Regions from separate parts of the Homo sapiens genome. Here region 1 is linked to region 2. A link is an interaction called in ENCODE POLR2A ChIA-PET data of the cell type or tissue named here. Cell type or tissue: PC-9. All regions are shown on one strand.

Evidence for each region. Peaks named below come from ENCODE experiments on the same cell type or tissue, not always from the same donor. Only the 100,000 strongest peaks of a DNase experiment are listed, where the experiment ranks them.
Region 1: POLR2A ChIA-PET joins it to region 2 with 9 read pairs; 2 of 35 experiments call an interaction of 5 or more read pairs at or near these places.

Annotation. Positions count from the first base shown.
Region 1 is chr12:50,150,265-50,158,264 of GRCh38, forward strand. The region is part of intron 1 of CERS5 (ceramide synthase 5); the gene reads right to left. The region is part of intron 1 of LOC124902931 (a long non-coding RNA gene); the gene reads left to right. Among named protein-coding and RNA genes, the nearest start is that of CERS5, 13 kb to the right of the region's middle. In PC-9, no CTCF peak of the experiment used is centred here; no DNase peak of the experiment used is centred here.
Region 2 is chr12:50,615,231-50,623,230 of GRCh38, forward strand. All of the region lies in intron 1 of DIP2B (disco interacting protein 2 homolog B), which reads left to right. Among named protein-coding and RNA genes, the nearest start is that of DIP2B, 110 kb to the left of the region's middle. RefSeq lists an enhancer at 5,384-5,573. In PC-9, no CTCF peak of the experiment used is centred here; DNase peaks (open chromatin) are centred at 841, 4,231 and 5,531; H3K4me3 peaks cover 386 bases; H3K27ac peaks cover 6,338 bases.

The DNA.
Region 1 (8,000 bases), 460 kb before region 2:
GCAGGAGGACTGCTTGAGCCCAGGAGGTGGAGGCTGCAGTGAGCCCTGATTGTGCCACTACACTCCAGCCTGGGTGACAGAGTGAGACGCCATCTCCAAAACATAAAATAATGAAATAAAAAAAAGTTTGGGAGTGAAAGATGAGTTGAGTTTTGTGTATGCTGAATCTGAAGTACCCATGGGACACTGAAATGGAACTGTCTAGCATGCAAATACACTTGGAAAAGGGGCTTGGGTATGATATATATATAGAGAGAAAGAACAGAATATACGAATACAAATGAATGAGAATGTAAGTGATAGCTAAATTTGTGGGGGTGGCTGTGATTACATATGAAAGGAATATAAACTTAAAAGAGAACTGAGGTCAGAACGCTGGACAACATCAGCATAAAAGGTGAATTTAGGGGACAGGAAGGTCAGAGGTGGAGTTGTATCAAATAAGGGAAAGACCAAGACAAGGACTTCAGTATCTACTACATTTGGCAATTTTTGGAGATCTGTAGTAACCTTCACCAAAGAAATTCCAGTAAAATAAAGACTCTAAAACACAGCAGTGAGTTAAAGCAGTTAAAGATATAGGAGGAAAGAAGTAGAAATAGCCAAACCCTCAAGCATTTAGGCTAAGAAGAAAATGGAATGTCCTCAACTTTGGCATCAGAATCACTCAATCTAAACTAATCACATCTAAAACCAATCTCCCTGTGCTTTAGACCCACTCTTTACTGATCAGAAATTTCATTCTACTTATCCCTCCTTCCTTCTATTATCTTCAGCCTCACTCTCAACTTTGTTCTTCTCATCAGATCTTAAACATGCTCAAGTTTTTCACATCTTAAAACAGCCCTCCCGGTCCCTAGCACCCTCTGGCCTTCCCCAAACTCACAACTAAACTCCCACACATTCCTCAACTCTCCTTTCTCTCCCCTCTGGCTTCTGTCCCTACACTCCACTGAAGCTGTTCTTGCCAAAGTTGTCAATGATCTCCATATTGTGAAAACAAATGGATGCTTTTCAGTCCTTTATCTTACTTGACCTTTCAGCAGCATTTTATTAGGTTGGTGCAAAAGTAATTCCCATTACTTTTAATGGCAAAAACCACAATTACTTTTGCACCAACCAAATACATTAATGACTAATCTCCTTCTTGAAATGCCCTTTTCTCTTCCTTACTGCCACTCTTCCTAGTCTTCTCCCTCTACCTCTTTGGCAGTGGAACTAGACTGCCTGGTAAGCACTGCTAGTTGAGTCACCTTGGACAAGTTCCTCTGTGCTTCAGTTCTCTCATCTGTAAAATGAGGATAACAGTAATGCCTACCTACCTCATAAACTTACTAAAGAGGATTCAAGCTTAGCACTTAGAACAATGCCTAGGACAAAGTAAACACTTATTAAACACCCACTTTGAGATGGAGTCTCCCTCTGTCACCTGGGCTGGAGTGCAATGGCACAATCTTGGCTCACTGCAACCTCCACCTCCCAGGTTCGATTCTGCCTCAGCCTCCCGAGTAGCTGGGATTACAAGTGCCCACCACCACACCTGGCTAACTTTTGTATTTTTAGTAGACACGGGTTTCACCATGCTGGCCAGGCTGGTCCCGAACTCCTGGCCTCTAGTGGATTCACCCACCTCGGCCTCCCAAAGTGTTGGGATTACAGGCGTGAGTCGCCGTGCGCGGCCTATACCAACTACTAATATTATCAAATAACGTATGGCTGTCATTCCTCTATCTCCTTTGCAGTTTATTTTTCCTCTGCCTTTTCCTGAAACATGGTGTTTCCTCAGGGTTCACTTAGAGGTTCTTTTCGTACTCTACACGCTCACCCTCAGTAACCTCATTCAGTTATGGTAGAGGGTCTCAAGGTATGGACTGCAGATCCCTGAGGGTTCCTGAGGCACTCTCAGGGGCTCTACAAACTAAACTATTTTCATAACAATATTATTATTTGCCTTTTTCACTGTGTTGACATTTGCAGTGATTGTGCAAATCAATGGTAGGTAAAACATTATGGTACTTTAGACCAAATCAAGGTAGTGACACCAAACCATACTAGTAGTTACTATACTGTAGAGCTAGGTCTTCTCAATTTTTAAAACATGCCAGTTTTGCTTAAGAATGTCCTTGATGAAGCACTACAAATTATTACTTTTATTAAATCTTGACCCTTGAATATATTTTTTAAAAGTATTCTGTGATTGGGCACAGTGGCTTATGCCTGTAATCCCAGCACTTTAGGAGGCTGAGGCAAGCGGATCACTTGAGGTCAGGAGTTCGAGACCACCCTGGCCAACATGGTGAAACCCAGTCTCCACTTATTCTGTGATAAAATGGATGTACCCAAAAAGCACTTCTGATGCATACCAAAGTATATGGCTCCCAAGGAAAACCATTTGTATGACTACTGCAAGCTGAATAAACTAAGTCGCTTTTTCCATAGAATACCACTTTTACCTGAAAGGACTGACAGACTAACGTTAGTCAGCTCTGAGTATTTAGCAAAAACTTTCTCAAAAATAAATGAGGCCAGACGCAGTGGCTCATGCCTGTAATCCCAGCACTTTGGGAGGCGGAGGCGGGCGGATCACCTGAGGTCAGGAGTTTGAGACCAGCCTGGCCAACACAGTAAAACCCCATCTCTACTAAAAATATAAATATTAGCCAGGCGTGGTGGCGGCCGCCTGTAATCCCAGCTACTCGGGAGGCTGAGGCAGGAGAATTGCTTGAACCCAGAAGGCAGAGGTTGTAGTGAGCTGAGATCCTGCCACTGCACTCCAGCCTGGGCGACAGAGCAAGACTTTGTCTCAAAATAATAATAATAATAGTAATAACTATAATAAGTGAGCCCGTCATTTCAAGAAAAGCATTGTTGCCAATGATAAAATTCAAGCTTTCAAGTGAAACTTAGAATGTTTAGAAAACTTTTACCTGCCTTTCAGCCTGACAACTTCTCAATACTTAAGACTTTTCTGATGAGATTGGTTATAATGAGATAAACTAATATGATTTTTTTTTTTTTTTTTTTTTTTTTTTCTGAGACGGAGTCTCACTCTGTTGCCAGGCTGGAGTCCCGTGGCATGATCTTGGCTCACTGCAACCTCTGCCTCCTGGGTTCAAGCGATTCTCCTGCCTCAGCCTCCCGAGTAGCTGGGACTAGAGGCATGCACCACCACGTCCAGCTAATTTTTGTATTTTTAGTAGAGACGGGGTTTCACCATGTTGGCCAGGATGCTCTCAATCTCTTGACCTTGTGATGCGCCCACCTCGGCCTCCCAAAGTGCTGGGATTACAGGCAAGATTTTAAAATATTGTATAATGTCACATATTGACATGTGGGACATTTGCATAACTGAATGAACCAGTATTTTCCAAATGATGGATACATGATGTCCATTCAAACTGTAATATAGGCCAGGCATGGTGGCTCACGCCTATAATCCCAGCACTTTGGGAGGCTGAGGCAGGCGGATCACCTGAGGTCAGGAGTTTGAGACCAGCCTGGCCAATATGGTGAAACCCCATCTCCACTAAAAATACAAAATTAACTGGGCGTGATGGCGCATACCCATAATCCCAGCTACTTGGAAGGCTGAGGCAGGAGAATCATTTGAACCTGGGAGGCAGAGGTTGCAGTGAGCTGTGACTGCACCATTGGACTCCAGCCTGGGCGACAAGAGCAAAACACCACCTCAAAACAACAACAACAAAACACAATGAACATAGAACAATGGATTTTAACATAATAAAATGAAAAGCTCATTAATATGGCTTCAGATTCTACCTAGGAATCAACGTTTAAGAAACTGCTACTTGTGGCTGGGCGTGGCACGCCTGTAATCCCAGCACTTTGGGAGGCCGAGGCAGGCAGATCACGAGGTCAAGAGATCTAGACCATCCTGGCCAACATGGTGAAACCCCATCTCTACTAAAAATGCAAAACTTAGCTGGGTGCGGTGGCACATGCCTGTAATCCTAGCTACTCGGGAGGCTGAGGCAGGAGAATCGCTTGAACCAGGGAGTCGAAGGTTGCAGTGAGATCGCGCCACTACACTCCAGCCTGGGAACAGAGCAAGACTCCGTCTCAAAACAAGACAAAACAAAACAAAAAACTGCTACTTGTGTTTTGGTGTAGTATCAAAGATAAATATCAAATTATTTGAAAGGGCTATTAAAATACTTCCTGCTTTTCAATGACAAAGCTGTGTGAGGCCATCTTTTCTTCATATACTTCAATCAAAACAATGTATCACAAGAGATTGAATGCAGAAGCTGCTAGGATAATCCAGCTGTCTTCTATTAAGCCAGATATTAAAGAGATTTGCAAAAATGTAAAATCAATGCTGTTCTTCTATTTTTTCTTTTGGAAAATAATATTTTTCAAAAAGCTTATTTATGTTAACATGTAAATCAATTTATTATTATTTTTTGTCTATTTTCTCCCTTTTTGTGGAGAACGAGGTCTTGCTATGTTACCCACACAGGTCTTGAGCTCCTGAGCTCAAGCTATCCTCCTGTCTCTGCCTCCCTAAGTGCTGGGATTACAAGTGTGAACCCCTGCACCTGGCCTGTTGTTATTTTTAATGAATTAATAAGCATTTCTTAAATTTCTTTTTGAGACAGAGTTTCGCTCCGTCACCCAGGCTGGAGTGCAGTGGCGCTATCTTGGCTCACTGCAACCTCTGCTCTCAGGTTCAAGTGATTCTCCTGCCTCAGCTGCCCAAGTAGCTGGGACTATAGGCGTGCACCACCATGCCTGGTTAATTTTTGCATTTTTAGTAGAGACGGGGTTTCACCGTGTTGGCCAGGCTGGTCTTGAACTCCTGACCTCAGGTGATCCACCCACCTAGGCCTCCCAAAGTGCTGGGATTATAGGGGTGAGCCATCGTGCCCGGTCAGCATTTCTTAAATTTCTCAATTTTAATTTAAAATATGGTAAAGTTGATGGGTATATGTAACCCACATAAACAAAAGCTCCTTGGAGTCCTCAGTAATTTTTAAAAGTGAAAAACAATCCCTGAGAACAAAAAGTTACAATGTATTCTTCTGAGTAAATTCTTAAAAGAAGAGGATTCCTTGTATACAAGGTATTGCACTTTTCAAGATACCTATACCACCAAACCCAACATTTCTTGCATGGTCTGTGCTCAAGTGATCTTTGCAGCTTCCTTTGAGGGCCATTAAAAAAAAAAATTGCCAGGCACGGTGACTCAGGCCTGTAATCCCAGCACTTTGGGAGGCTGAGGCAGGTGGATCACGAGGTCAAGAGATCGAGACCATCCTGGCTAACAGGGTGAAACCCCATTTCTACTAAAAATACAAAAAAATTAGCCAGGCGTGGTGGCAGGCGCCTGTAGTCACAGCTACTCGGGAGGCTGAGGCAGGAGAATGGCGTGAACCCGGGAGGCAGAGCTTGCAGTGAGCCGAGATTGCGCCACTGCACTCCAGCCTGGGCGACAGAGCGAGACTCCATCTCAAAAAAAAAAAAAAAAAAAAAAAAAAGGCCCAGCCTGGGTAACATGATGAAATCTTGTCTCTACAAAAAATATAACAATTAGTGGCCGGGCATGGTGGCTCACGCCTGTAATCCCCAGCACTTTGGGAGGCCAAGGCGGGTGGATCACCTGTGGTCAGGAGTTTGAGACCAGCCTGACCAATATGGTGAAACCCCGTCTCTACTAAAAATACAAAAATTAGCTGGGTGTGGTGGCACACCTGCAGTCCCAGCTACTCGGAGGCTGAGGCAGGAGAACTGCTTAAACCTGGGAAGCAGAGGTTGCAGTGAGCTGAGATCGCGCCACTGCACTCCAGCCTGGGCGACAGAGCGACATTCTGTCTCAAAAAAAAAAAAAAAAAAAAGGCCGGCCGTGGTGGCTCACGCCTGTAATCCCAGCACTTTGGGAGGCTGAGGCGGGTGGATCACAAGGTCAGGAGATCGAGACCATCCTGACTAACACGGTAAAACCCCGTCTCTACTAAAAATACAAAAAAAAATTAGCCGGGTGTGGCAGCGTGCGCCTGTAGTCCCAGCTGCTGGGGAGGCCAAGGCAGGAGAATGGCGTGAACCTGGGAGGCAGAGCTTGCAGTGAGCCAACATCACGCCACTGCACTCCAGCCTGGGTGACAGAGCAAGACTCTGTCTCAAAACAAACAAACAAACTATATATATATATATATAAAACAATTAGTAGCCAGGTGTGGTGGCATGCACCTCTGGTCCCAGCTACTGGGAGGCTGAGGTGGGAGGATTGTTTGAGCCAAGAGGTGGAGGCTGTAGTGAGTCATGATCATGCCATTGCATTCCAGCGTGGCTGACAGAGTGAAGCTTAATACATACTTAAAAAATTTATCAGTATTAGTTTTTAATAGAGAAAATATTGATAGATATAACTCATATAAACAAAAGCTATTTGGGGTCTTCAATAATTTTTTAAAATATAAAGGAGTCCTGAGCAAAAGATTTGAGAACCCACTGCTGTACAGCATAGGAATCTCAGGAGTCAAAAAGGAAATTATGTAGCTGGGCCTGTAGTTCCAGCTACCATGGAGGCTGAGGCAGGTGGACTGATTGAGGCCAGGAGGTCAAGGCTGTAGTGACATCAGCCCTGTGAATGGCCACTGAATTCCAGCCTGGGTAATTGTGATGGTTAATACTGAGTATCAACTTAATTGGATTGAAGAATGCAAAACACTCATCCTGCACATGTCTGTGAGGGTGTTGCCAAAGGAGATTAACATTTGAGTCAGTGGGCTGGGAAAGGCAGAGCCACCCTTAATCTGGGTGGGCACCATCTAATCAGCTGCCAGCATGGCAAGAGGCAGAAAAACGTGAAAAGACTAGACTGGCCTAGCCTCCCAGCCTACATCTTTCTCTTGTGCTGGACTCTTCCTCCCCTCAAACATCGGACTCCAAGCTCTTCAGTTTTGGGACTTGGACTGGCTTTCCTTGCTCCTCAGTGTGCAGACGGCCTATTGTGGGACCTTGTGATAGTGTGAGTTAATACTTAATAAACTACCCTTCATATATATATCCATCCTATTAGTTCTGTCCCTCTAGAGAACCCTGACTGATACAGTAATATAGCAAGATTCCGTCTCTTAGGAAGGAAAATTAGAAAAAAAAACAGTAATTACTGTACTAGAGTCGCAACATCTCAAGCAGAAGTAGGTTTCAGAGTGATTCATTCAATAAACACTTACTGAATAGCTAATATGAATGTACAAAGCACTGCATTAGATACCTACAGTTTCATGGGGGAGACAAGTCCATAAACAGAGCCCAATCTGAAGGTCATTCCCCAAAAATAAGGCAGTTCATTCAAGATCTCTGAAATGGTTCTCTTCAAATTCCAGCTGTGACCTGACAAACATTTCTGACATTATTCACTTTACCTAGATCCTTGACTTCATTAAAGGCATACAACGGAGAATATTAGATGAGGAAAAAAGAAATTGTCCAAAAAAAAAGAGATCAAACCTGAAACAATAATTGACACTATCTAGACAGAAGCAAAATAATCTACTGTAGGCCAGGCATGGTGATTCATGCCAGTAATCTCAGCACTTTGGAAGGCCGAGGTGGAAGCATCACTTGAGCTCAGGAGTTCAAGACCAGCCATGGCAAAACCTCATCCCTACAAAAAATACAAAAATTAGCCAGGCACAGTGGCACATGCCTGTAGTCCCAGCTTCTTGGGAGGCTGAGGTGGCAAGATGGCTTGAGCCAGGGAGGTGGAAGTTGCAGTGATACCAGATTGTGCCACTGCACTCCAACTTAGGTGACAGAGTGAGACCATGACCAAAAAAAAAAAAAAAAAAAAAAAATCTGTAATAGATGTTTTTCTCAAGGAATGCATGTAGATTGTATATTTTTGTAAATCCAATCATTCTAATGTACTAGAAGAATTCTACTGAGAGGACACTAAAGTGAATTCAGGCCAAAGTGGTAGGATAAACCCACTTGTTCCTTTCATTAAACATATTTACCTTTTTTCAATGGATAAT
Region 2 (8,000 bases):
AAAATTACTTTTCCGCACCCCCTCCCCCGCCATTTCTTTTTTTTTCTAGAAGTTTGGCAACATTCATAATTAGATGCACGTAGCACTGTTTTGTGCATAATAGCATGGTTTATTTACATACATTTACATATATGCATTTTAACTGATCTCTGCTCATTTCTGGTTTAGATATTTGTATACTCCTCTTTGAGACATCAGTTTTCCTTCTTTTAGGCCCTTAGCATCCAAAGGCACTAACTTTGTTGGCTCTTAGTGCTGAGTCTAGTACCATGATCTGAGTCTAGCACTGTGGAGCAACTTTAGTGATACTTGATGCGTTGTATCTTATTTTTTTAAAAGAGAATTTACCAACCCAGAATTTTCTAGATAATCCTTTTAAAGATAGTTATTCTTAGGACTTAAGGGTGGGGTTGGGGCTGGGGAGTTGTCAACTAAAACAAGTTGAGTATGTGCTGTGTGCCAGGGACTTTTGCATTTATTCTCTCATTGAAGACTCATCATAAACACTCAAGGTAGGAGTTATTCCAGTTTTACCTATTAGGAAACTAAGGCACAGAGTTGTTAAGTAACTTGTCAAGAAGCAAGTAAAACAGCAAACTCAGCGTTCGAACCCAGATCTGTTTCATGCTAGAACCCGTGCTCTTTCTATTGACTGAACCATCCCCTGGATTCCTCCTGTCCCTTTGACACCTCAGGTCATTTGTAGAGCAAACTTCTTCTTTGCAGGCATGGTTTTTCTAAGTGGACAAATAAACATACCTTTTGCATTAGATGGATTAATTTAACCAGCGCCTGATGATGAGACTTACAGATCATTTTCTCAGTGTTTTACTTTGTTGCTTTTTGTTTGAACTTGCTTGGTGCCTTAGGTGAAATACCATTTGTAAGAAGTCACATATGTTTGACCTAGAAAACAGGGCTGTGCAGCCAAAGCAATTCTATGGTTTGTGTTTGAGGAGAAAGCAGTCTGTGCTTATTCTCTAGTTCTTGACATGGAAATTGTCTAGTCATTGTCCTAAATGAGGTGAGAGGATCTCTACTGAGAATGGAAATTTGAATGTCCTAGAGTTAATTTCCTTGAAAAACCGTTTGTAAGATTAGCAAAGTTGAGTTAAAACTATAGCTTTTATAGACTGCCGGTTGAAGACTTTTAGAACCACTTATTTTATTCCAAAAAAATTAGATACAATAAAAATTCTCATCTTCTTTCAACAGATTGTAGTAGTTTAACAGAGCTTTATTTCTGGCTAAACTATGAAAATGTTATGTCTTTTTACTCTTTTCATCATAGGATCAATTCTACCTCTGTGTAGAAAGAAACTACAGAGAGTTTTTAAAATAATTCAAGGTTGTAAATTCTTTGGAGTCCTGTTGGACACTTTCAGTAAGAAACAGCAAGAGAAATAGGGGAAGACAGAGGCCAGGAGCTGGTTTAATTGTTAAGGTCCTTGTTTTGTATGACTGTGAGCTTCATTTTGTATGTTTGTGAGCCTTTCTAGATCACCTCTGGAAGGAGGATATTTGAAGATGGGCAGCTGCTATATATATTGCATTGGATGGAATTATCATTATGAAGAGAACATGATAAAATATAATAATGAAATTTTTGTCTTCTAGCCAGCTTCTCCTGGATAGTATTCACATCCTCTGCCTTTTTCAGCTTTGCTTTAAGATTGCTCTCATTCACATTCTCAGCTATATTTTTATCTCTTTCTCTTTATTTGTCTACTTGTATCCCTCATGTATGAGTAGTGATAACCCTAGTCTTACTCCCCATCTCCAGCCATAGCCAACATGAACCACCTTCCTGGTCTAAAATTTACATTTAAAGGATAGAATAGGATGATTAGGTTCAGGTATAGATTTGAAGATGTTGGCCATATTCTATGTAAATGAATATTTAGTAATGATGTATAATGATCTTTTTGCTTTTTTTTTTTTTTGAGACGGAGTCTCGCTCTGTCACCTAGGCTGGAGTGCAGTGGCGCGATCTCGGCTCACTGCAAGTTCCACCTCCCGGGTTCATGCCATTCTCCTGCCTCAGTCTCCCGAGTAGCTGGGACTACAGGCGCCCGCTACTACACCTGGCTAATTTTTTGTATTTTTAGTAGAGATGGGGTTTCACCGTGTTAGCCAGGATGGTCTCAATTTCCTGACCTCATGATCCACCTGCCTAGGCCTCCCAAAGTGCTGGGATTACAGGCGTGAGCCACCGCACCCGGCCTTTTTTGCTATTTTTAAAACACCAGTTGGACACAGTTTCCACAGTTGGCTGTCTGGTTTAAAAGATGAAAGGGGTCAGGGGCAGTGGCTCATGCCTATATTCCCAGCACTTTGGGAGGCCAAGGCAGGTGGATCACTTGAGGTCAGGAGTTGGAGACCAGCCTGGCCAACATGGTGAAACCCTGTCTTTACTAAAAATACAAAAATTACCCGGCAGTGGTGGCATTTGCCCATAGTTCCAGCTACTTGGAAGGCTGAGGCAGGAGAAGCACTTGAACCCCAGAGGTGGAGGTTGCAGTGAGCCAAGATTGCACCACTATACTCCAACCTGGGCAACAGAGAGAGACTCCATCTCAAAAAAATAAAAGATGAAGGAGATTAAAAGAGACAGTTCAGCCAGGGTCCTGTTGAGGAGCAGAATTGTTAATACATTTTCGAAAGTCATCTGTATTTTGAAGTGATTCATAGTAATTGCTTATGTTGTTTGTTTATGGACAACAGGTTTAATTTTTTTAAATTGCATCTGATTTAGGGGCCACCTACAAATAACAATGGACAAAGAACAGCAAGAAAAAGGCCAGAGATTCTAGTCTAGCTTAGGCAAGACATTTAACTTTTCACATCTCAGTTTCTTGTTCTCATGAAGGTAATGCTTTTTCCGTTTATTGAAGAAGGTTTTCAGCCAAATCAAATGAATTGATGTCAGAATGTTTTGAAAAGTTAAAGAATAAAAAATTTAAAAGAATGTTAGATTGGTGGTGGTGTTATATAGTGCCATTTTTTGAAGAGTGAAGTAAATTGATGGGTCCATGAGGTGACTATCAACCCTCAACGTCAAGTGTCTGAGGATTTCGTGGTGAGGCACAAACGGCCAAGTCCTACCTCAGGTTAGGCTGCAGGAGTAGCAGCAGGGCCATCTCTGTTCATCGGTGATTGAAATTACAGCTTCTGTGTCTGTTGTTCCAAGCATGCCACTCTTTTCCAAACTCTGGGTTTGATAAACTGTGCATTCACCCTCAGTGTCTCTCTCTCCTGACGATCATCCTTCAAGACCTAACCCAAGAGCAACTTTTGTGATGTTTTCTCAATCTTTCTGAAGTAGAATTTGGAGCGTCTCTGTAAAAATGAATATATGGTGGTGTTTAAGAGCAGGGGCTCTGGAGCCATTTCTGCCTGGATTCAAATCCTGATCACAGCACTTACTAGGTGTGACTGTAGGCAAATTGCTTAAACTTCTGTGCCTCACTGTCCTCACCTATAAATTGAGAAAAATGATGATAATATCACCTGATAGGGCTGTTGTGAGGCTCTTGGAACAGAGACTGATACATAGGAGGCCCTTGATAAGTGTTATTTTACTTATATGTTCTTATCGAGTATTATAATTTTCATTACCATTCTCTCCTTGCTCCCATGGGACTTTGCAAATAATCTTGAGTGTAGCACTTGTACTTTTATTGTAATATTTGTTTAGACTGGGAACTCCTTGAAGGCAAAGATACTATTTTATTTGTCTTTGTTTAATGACCTGCATATCATCCATTCAGTGCTCAAAAATGCTTTTCTTTCCTTCCCAAAGTCCCCCCACCCTCTATCACCACCCCTGACTGCATAGCTGTGACTTTAAAGCAGGGTTGCATGGCATATGCTCTTTTATTTCCACTGGGGCAGAAAGTTTATGGCTGCAGCTGTAACCCTTGCTCTCTGTCCATTAAGACTGCTCCCGATAGAAAAAGTTATACATATGACTTGATGACCCTCCAGAATTTTTCAGATGTTGTGTTTATTTAGCCCCTAATTGCTCAAGGTACTGCACAAGGTCATAAATGAAAGTTACTTAGCATTGCCACATTTCTTGGGAGATAGGAATCCTGAACAACTACCAAACATGGCCATGCCCATACAGAGCCAGTCAGCAGCAGAGTACAACTAGCAAACCACTAAGTGACTGTATCGTTAGGAATTTATATCACCTTTCTGATAAGAGAATGAAAAGCCAGACCCAAACCAAATGTCGTCTGCTCCGTGAAGCATTCCTTTCCCTACTCAGGCCAAGATCGTGATGCTTCCTTCTGGGTTCCAGAAGGTGCTGCATTTGTGTACGTGTCTCCCATGGCGCTTAATTATAGAGTGTTAGTCATGTTTGTTTGCCTGTGCCTCTTCTCTGCGACATAATTGTCCCCACTTGGCCAGTAGGGTAGGCTTTTAGTAATGTTTGTTGATGTTATTTTCCATAGCCCAGACCCTATATTTTAAATCACAATGAAAACTTTGCAAGGGAGAGACTGTTCCCCATTTCACAGATGTAGAAACTGAGGCTCTGCTGAGCGCATTGGTTCACACCTGTAATCCCAACACTTTGGGAGGCCAAGGCAGGAGGATTGCTTGAGCCCAGGAGTTTGAGACCAGCCTGGGCAATAGTGAGACCCTTGTCTCTATAAAAAAAACTTTTTAAAAATTAGCTGGGTGTGATAGCACACCCATCTGGTCCCAGATACTCAGGAGGCTGAGGCAGGAGGGTCACTTGAGCCCACAAGTGAGCCATGATCATGCCACTGCACTCCGGCCTGGGTGACAGAGTGAGACCCTGTCTTAGAAAAAGAAAGAAACAGATTTATCAAGAAATAAAACTTGTCTAGAGTCCTTTTGCCTCAGATGTGGTTCTGTCTAGCTCAGACCCTTGAGCTCTTCACCACAGCAGTGTCACCCACCTGACTGGTGTAAATACACACTAACTGCTCACTACTTATGCGACTGTTCTCCCTACCACCTTGTGGCTTTTAGGAGGCTTGGGTGGCTGGCAGGCTCACGCACGCCTCCTCACAGCCCTCTCTCAATCAACTTGAAGATGATTTGTGGGCCACTTGTGCCAAGCTGTTTTCATTGATCCCAGGTGGTGAGGAAAGAAGTTGGAAACATAAGTCCTTTATACTCAGCCTCACACATGTGTCTTTCTGTATGTCTGCTGCTGGCTGCTGAAGACTGTGGTAATTCTGATGCAGCTGGACAGTCTCACAGCGTGTGGGTCGCAGACTCGCCACGACCATTCTCTTGTTGGTTTAGGTCAGTGTCTTCATACAAGGCTCTATGCCTGCCTCCACTCCTGCCAAGCGCTGCAGGCACCTGGACAAAAGACGTTACTCTAGTGGGAGGGGAAGGCTAATCCTCCCTGTATTTATTTCTCAAAAAAACTTGAACAACAGGTTTACCTTATATGCCATTTTAATGCAAATTTTATATAGGTATCATTATGATTCTCCTTTTTGTTCTATATGCCAGATGGCAAAAAGTCTGTTCTGAGTAAGAAAGCCTGTGGTGTGACTCAGTGTCTGAGCTCCAGAGGTTCTGTGCTCTCCCTTGTGGCTGGATAGCCCAGCCAGCATTCTTCCCCCTCCTCCCAATCAGTTCCCTCCTCACATTCAGTCTGCAGAACCATCCAGCATACACCAGACAGGATTCCTCACTGCAGCAATTTCCAAACTTGCCTGGCTTTAGGACTCATTGGAAGATGCTTGTTAGAAGTAGAGATTTCTGGATCTTAATCCAGACTTAGTGCATCAGAGTCTCCATGGGAGGGGTCTGGGAATTCGTATTTTTGCAAGTTCCTTGGGAGAATCTTAAAAATTGGACAAGGTTGAAAAACATTGCTTTAGTGCAGCAAAATCTGTGTAAGTACAGGTGGTGAGGATGATTTAAGAGCACAGACTATAAGTGGTGGCAACCACAGAAATGTGAAATAACAGATTCTCACTGATTTCTTTCTGTCTGGTCTTGCCCTCTAGCTAAGGGATGTATCTATATCTGGCTTGGAGTTCTTAGCTTTTAGTGCCTTGTGATTTATATATTATTCCTCTCTTCAGGCAGTCCAAGCATTGCTTTTTTGTTCACCTTTAAGATCTAGCTGTCAAGTTTCGGTAAACTTCTGGTCCACTAAATTCCATTCCCTGAGCCTTTCAGCTCTTGCTAAAGAACTCTTTTTCTCCCATTTCTAGTTTTCCACCAAGTACACATGTCTGTTTGATTTATTATTCTCTCACTGCCTCCATTTTATTAATTCATTCAGTCACTTGTTCAACAAGCGTCTATTGTGCCAGGCTGTGGGTGGGCTACAGTGATAAACAAGACACAATCCCTGCCCTCAAGTGCACAGTCTAGTAGGGAGACATGGGGTGTAAACACATAATTAAAATACCAGTGGGTGCTAAGTGCTATCACAGATATGTATGCAGATTTGTAGGCGCACTAGGAGGAAGTAGTGGAAGGCATCACAGAGGGGTGACTTTTGAGCACAGGGTCTTGTAGTCAGAAAACGGGGAGGGGGAGCATTTTAAAGATACTGTAGGCCTAGCATTGTAGTCCTCGCATTCTCACTGCAGCTCAGCTTCTTCCAGGTCTCCTTAATTTCTTTGCTCGTTTGTGGATCTGATGGAGCTAATTGGCATGGCTGAACTAGACTGTCTTGATTGACCTCTTTCAAAACCTGAGGTGGTTAGTAGTTGATTAATATCCAGGATGCCAAATCTAACAGATTGTCCCACGATCATTTACTGACATTGCCTGACTGAGACTTAAGCACTGAAGAAAGCTTTTTAAAGGCCTTTCACTTTGTCACTCTGCCAGATGTGTTCTGAGCCATCAGAAGTGGCCTTTGTGCCAGGGTAGGGGGTGGAGGTAGGAGATCTTGTGAGTGGCGAATGGAACAGAAGAATGCTTTGGTATTTCTTTTACAATAAAAGACATGGTTTCCTGTTTCTAATGACGGTTTACTTGGTAGGCTTCTGTACCCCTGTTAGCTGTATTTACTGTTTGAAATTCCCTGAAGTCTTGAGTTGGCTGCTTTGAAAAGGTTTAATTAATTATTTTTTAACAAAAATTCAGTTTCTGTATTTTACTAGGGAAACAGATGAAGGACCATTGTGATTAAATTTGTATAGTGTAGTAAGTAGTCATGATTGAAGTTTTAAAATATTTATTGTTTCTTGAAATAATGTTCATTGCAGAAAAATTAGAAAATAAGAGCAAGAAGGAAAAGAAACTATAAAACCACTTCATAATCTTGCAAGCCATAACTAACCACTGTTAATATTTTGGTGGGTAAACATGCACACTTTTCCAGTGCATACACAGAAAAAAATTTTACATGTGTGCAAACACATTATTCCTTTTTTTTTTGAGATGGAGTTTCACTCTTGTTGCCCAGGCTGGAGTACAGCGGTGTGATCTCAGCTCACCGCAGTAACCTCTGCCTCCTGTGTTCAAGCGATTCTCCTGCCTCAGTCTCCTGAGTAGCTGAGACTACAGGCACGCGCCACCACTCTCAGCTAATTTTTGTATTTTTAGCAGAGACAGGGTTTCACCATGCTGGCCAGGCTGGTCTCGAACTCCTGACCTTAGGTGATCTGCGTGCCTCGGCCTCCCAAAGTGCTGGGATTACAGGCGTGAGCCACCTTGCCCAGCTATTTTTTTTTTTTTTTACCCCATCTAATGACCTATCAAAAATATCATTCTTAAAATTGAATATACTGTGTAAACCACCTTGTTAGCAAATATACACCTATGGACCGTTCGTTCTTAGAAAGATGTGTACTTTTGAATTAATATAAATCAGGCTTAGTTTTTAAAAATCAAACTCTACTAAAGTATATAAAACAGGCCAGGTGTGGCTCACACCTGTAATTCTAGCACTTTGGGAGACCGAGACGAGAGGATTGCTTGAGCCCAGGAGTTCAAGACCAGCCCGGGCAACAAAGCGAGATTCTGTCTTGAGAAAAAATTTA